2 separate regions of the Homo sapiens genome follow, and region 2 is linked to region 1. The links are chromatin loops, found by intact Hi-C in ENCODE. Cell type or tissue: dorsolateral prefrontal cortex. All regions are shown on one strand.

The links. Hi-C counts contacts between places; a loop is a spot of excess contacts. Peaks named below come from ENCODE experiments on the same cell type or tissue, not always from the same donor. Only the 100,000 strongest peaks of a DNase experiment are listed, where the experiment ranks them.
Region 2: it touches region 1 in a loop (3-fold over the local background); 2 of 110 quality-filtered maps call a loop at or near these places.

Annotation. Positions count from the first base shown.
Region 1 is chr2:7,430,221-7,432,720 of GRCh38, forward strand. It overlaps LOC100506274 (a long non-coding RNA gene), which reads left to right. Exons shown (of 6, transcript NR_038432.1): 4 at 1-73. Among named protein-coding and RNA genes, the nearest start is that of LINC01871, 290 kb to the right of the region's middle. RefSeq lists enhancers at 1-599, 600-1,333. In dorsolateral prefrontal cortex, no CTCF peak of the experiment used is centred here; a DNase peak (open chromatin) is centred at 1,002; H3K4me3 peaks cover 1,045 bases; H3K27me3 peaks cover 1,386 bases.
Region 2 is chr2:8,283,839-8,286,338 of GRCh38, forward strand. All of the region lies in intron 7 of LINC00299 (long intergenic non-protein coding RNA 299), which reads right to left. Among named protein-coding and RNA genes, the nearest start is that of LINC00299, 43 kb to the right of the region's middle. In dorsolateral prefrontal cortex, a CTCF peak has its summit at 1,286 (motif pointing left); no DNase peak of the experiment used is centred here.

The sequences.
Region 1 (2,500 bases):
AGTGTCGGACACAAAAATGACATGCCCCATATTGCAGTCTAGAAGGAACAACACGGTGAATTGTCTACTGCAGGTAAGCCAGGGGTGTTACAGGCGTCCTGAAAGGATACAGCGCAGGGTGCTGCAGCCAGGCAGTAAACAGTTGTATTTCTCTTTTCTCCACTGTCCTAAAGAGACTGCCCTGGGTGGCCCCTGCCTCGATTAGGTCACCAGATAGTTGCATTTGCCCTCCTCTGCCAACTCCCTAAGGTCAGGGTGGTGGCGTGCGGATTCCTAGCAGACTGCACAAGGTCTGAGGAAGGCTGGGTGGTGGACACACAGTTGATTAGTGATAGGAACCATGGTGGAGGCTTGTCAAAAGTCAACAGAAAGACAGACCAGCAGGGGTTGCCTGATTCTACGTGGAGCCCTGAGGCTGGGACTCAGCAAGAGCGGCAGGAGGGGACTGAGCGTGCTTTTAAGGACTGTTCAGAGAGCAAGGGGACCCAAAGGGAGAAGGAAGTGCACACCCTGACACAGAGAGTGAGGTGGAGACCCCAGCCGTGTCACAGAGCAGCGTGGGCTGGAGACTAAGCGCGGGGTGCAAGGGCTTCATGCGCCCTAGGGAGGAGGTCACTGTGGGCAAGAGGTGGAGTGGGGTGTATGGAACAGCCAGGCACTCGCAATGAGTCCATCTCTCAGTTCACCCCGGTCAGCCCTAGACTTCTGGGCTAGCCCAGCCGCTCCTTGCGTCCTGGGATGGGCTGCAGGCCTGCGAGTGGCAGGCGCAGCCCGGCTGCAGGAGCGCGGCTGGGGCTGGCCGCTCTCGCTGCCCTCTCTCCGGAACTGTTTTTTTCTGTCCTGGTCTCTGAAAGCCTTATTGATTGCTCAAAGTGAACTTCTCAGCCCACGGTTTCCTCACCCCCGGGGCAGCTTGCATTTCCTCTGCCGCGGCCTCTGTCGCCTCCCCTCCCGCGCGCCTCGGCCTTTTACATTTCAAATGCTCGACAGCTGGGCCAACTTCTGCTTCCGCCCAAAGAAGGGCTCTTTGCCGCTCACAATGGCCGGCCAGTGGCGCGGGGGCTCTTTTCTCTCCAGCTGTGAGAGAGGCTTTTTCAAAGGCCGGGGGGAAGCTGCCGTCCAGCTGCGCGCCTGGCCGCGGGGGCCCTGCATGCTAATCAGCGGCGCGCAGAGCCGGGCTCCGTGGGGCCGCGCAGATGCGCCCTCTCCGCCCGCAGAGCCTTCCGGGCAGGTGAGGCCAGGCCGGCCGGGCGTCACCGCAGGTGTGCACTCCGCGCGCGCACTCAGCTCGCTTTGGTGTTTCTCCAGGCCCTCAGGGCCCACCACTCCTAGTCCCAGCCCACAGGTCTGCCCGAGTCTCCGCCCAGGAATGTGGTCCTGACGCAGGGTGCTGGAACCAGGCTTCTGTATGCACTAGAGAAATGCCCTTGGCTCTATGACGGTGACCACAGAACCTGGACACACTGGGTGGGGGCGGGGGCCGGGGGTGGTGGTGGAGTCCTGATCCTGGCCACAGCCAGATGATTTTTGGAATAACCCGGCTTCAACTTGTTCATCACAGTTTATTCCCAGTTGAGTGCTTTTGTTCACCCTGGTCTTTATTTTGGGAGAATCTTCTGCTTTGTACCATGAGCGTCACTGCCTGTGGAAACCCTCTCCATCTGTGAAGTCCTCTTTCATATGGCCTGGCCGTCCATCCCCGCAGGCATTCCAAACGTCTTCTCTTTGGAGCACCGTGTTATTTCACCGTGGTATTTTGCTTGTCTTTAATAAGAATACCAAAGATACATAGTAATTGAGGCTTCACTAAGTTCCAGGTGCTAAAACCTGTCACATGCATTAATCTCATCGGGGTTGGTACAGTCCCTCAACACTGGAATTGTACAATCGTCATTTTATATGCTGGGGACCAGGGCACAGAGGCTGAGTGCTGGCAGGGCCATGGCTACCATGGCTAGATGCCCCGCAGCCCCCCGCCCCCACCCCCACACTGCCTTGTGTAGGTGTCCTCTCTATGTGTCTGATGGCTTTCCTGGGACTGGAATCTCCTTTAGGACTGGACTCTAGCATCTTTCCTCTTGGTGATCCGTAAAGGGCCCGCCTTGCAGACACAAGGGATAAAGGAGATGGAAAAGTGGCATCCGGAAATATCCTGAGCACCCACACTGCCACCTGCAGTAGGATCATCCCTGTCACACATGTGACTTCACCCACGCGGCCACCCACAAGGAGAGTTCTTAACTTCACCATTTTTTTAAATGATAAACATTAGATTTTGGGTGTACTGGACAGTAGAAAACAAAAATGTATATAACAGCTCCCGTTACTTATTATGGCTACTTGTATTGATGTGGCTCATGGGCTGCTCTCAGAGTGGATTTCTTCAAGGCGTGATGGACATGAGCTCCAGCTTCCCTCTCTCCTCTCTCCTCCAGTGTGATGCCTTCACCGGTTGGGAGTCATAGTGAACTTCCTTCTTTTCAACATTGCTTTAATGCTT
Region 2 (2,500 bases), 850 kb after region 1:
TTAAAGGTGGGTGATTTGGCCCTGCATTCATCTTTCTCTCCAAGTTGCAAAAATCATTTTATATATTTAGTTACTTATTTCTTACCAATCCTCCCTAGCTCTGGGACACATCCCATCAGTCACCACCAGCCACTACCTTCGGCTTAAATTACTTTCAAGGCTTCTCATTACTAGTAGGAATCAACCACAGCAGCTAAGGTCCTTAAAATGGTCCCCACCTACTTCACCCAGAGTCCCTCCCCTTCGGTGCCCTGGCTTCAGCCAGGCTGGTCCGCTCTCATCTCTTCTAACACATGGCTTTGCATACACTCGTCCCTCCTAGAGCACTTTCACCCCGGCCTGCATGTCTCAGGGGTCCCTAGTCTGCCTCTGGACTTCCCTCCAACTGTCCCTTTCCCAGGGATCCTTCCTGGTCTCCCTCCCTAAGTTAACTCTCCTTCTTACACTGCTTCCCAGCACTGCACACCCTTTCTCTCACATCAGCTATCGCAGCTATGGTTTTACATTTATTTCAGTGGTTATTTGATTAGAGTCTATCTTCTTCCCTGGATAGTAAGTTTCATGAGAGCCAAGGCTAGATAGCCCTAGGATCTAGCACAGAAACCAGCACGTAATAAACATGCCTCATATATTCCATGGATGAAAAATACAGGCACCCAGCCTAGTTAAAGGACATGAAGAGTCTGATGCTATTTTCTCAAATACAGTCCTATTCCACATGATGCACAGACAGAAGTCAGATCGCAGAATTACTGTGACTCAGCTGCAGTCATTCCCAATCAAAGTGGCCCTTTGTTCCAAGTCTCAGGTCCCCTAGGTGTCAGATTATCCCACATAAGGCCAGGTTGAATCAGCCTTTGTCAGGAGAAAAGGGTCGTATAGTACAGACATATCCACAGTTGCCTGCCCAGTGGGCCATGAAGCCTCCCCAAAATAAGAAACAATGAACTGAGCAGGCACCCCAAAAGTCATTCAACTGCTTCCTATCATTTAGCTACACGGGAAACACAACACAACACAACACAACACAACACACACCCATAACATTATCCCATGCATTCAGAAATATCCCTGCCTAACACAATACACTGATGGAAACACATTCCCCTTCCCAACGAAGACAGGTCAAGTTGATCCCAAGGCAAGGCCACGCCACCGCCACTCCAACGTCAGAACTCATCAGAGTCCAAGGTCCCTGGTGACCCTTCTGGGTTTCTCTTACGATGATGCCTTGTGAGCTAAACAGTAAAGGTAACCACACAAACACTCTTGGATTTCAAGGGGGAGGAAAAGAAAGAGAAATGAGAACAAATATCTCCCCCTACAGGCTGGACCTCTAGAGAGGAGCTAGAGGAACTGAGGAATCCAGGAGAGGATTGGATGCTCATGAGGGGCACTGGTCTGGAGGCCAGCGTCTCAGCACATGGGGAGAGGGGAGCCACTCAGCATACCAGGAAAACATTTGAAAATCCTGATTTGACTGCCCCAGGATGACCCTCACTTCCCCCTTCCACGCCCACCTCTCCCCAGCACTGTGTGTGGTATGTTCCAGGCCAGCCCTTCTCAGGCTCACATGTGTGGCTGGAGTCTCCAGGGATGGGCTGCTGGCTTGTTTACATGAAGCCGGGCCTCCAAAGGTTTGAGATTCCACACTTCTTTTTTTTTTTTTTTTTTTTTTGAGACTGAGTTTCACTCTTGTTGCCCAGGCTGGAGTGCAATGGTGCGATCTTGGCTCACCACAACCTCCACCTCCCGGGTTCAAGCGATTCTCCTGCCTCAGCCTCCCGAGTAGCTGGGATCACAGGCATGCACCCCCACACCTGGCTAATTTCATATTTTTTAGTACAGATGGGGTTTCTCCATGTTGGTCAGGCTGGTCTCAAACTCCCGACCTCAGGTGATCCGCCCGCCTCAGCCTCCCAAAGTGCCGGGATTACAGGCATGAGCCACTGCGCTTAGCCGAGATTCCACTCTTCTAATGAGCTCCCAGGTGGTGTCTCTGCCCTGGCCCAAGGACCACACTTTGAATACAAGGTTCTAGGATTCATTAGACATTCGCATAGCTCTAAGTCAGGCTAAAAGTCAGCGAATAACTAACTGGCTACCAGTCCTGTTGGTTGGCTGTCTAGACTATGTAAGGCATAAATCCACAGACTTCACCCTGTCCTTGATGACTTGCATGAAATGGCTTTGACCTCCCTCCTGCATGCCCAGGGAACAGCTCCAAGTCCTCCCCAGATGCCTTTTAATTCGAGTCACTGATATTGCCAGGGGTGGCTCTTGCCCACACCTCACCTCATCTGACCCCACTGGGGACTGTCGTTCCTCTGCCTCACAACAAACCCAGGGCAGCTCCCAGCTGACCTGTCCCCAAACATCATCACACCAACGAATGCTAAGGTTTTGTTCGCAGCACACTTGGCCAAAGATTTGGAGTAAAGGGGTTTTGTTACATCAGGGGCCTTCACTGCCAGGGACATGTACCTTGACTTTTAGATGC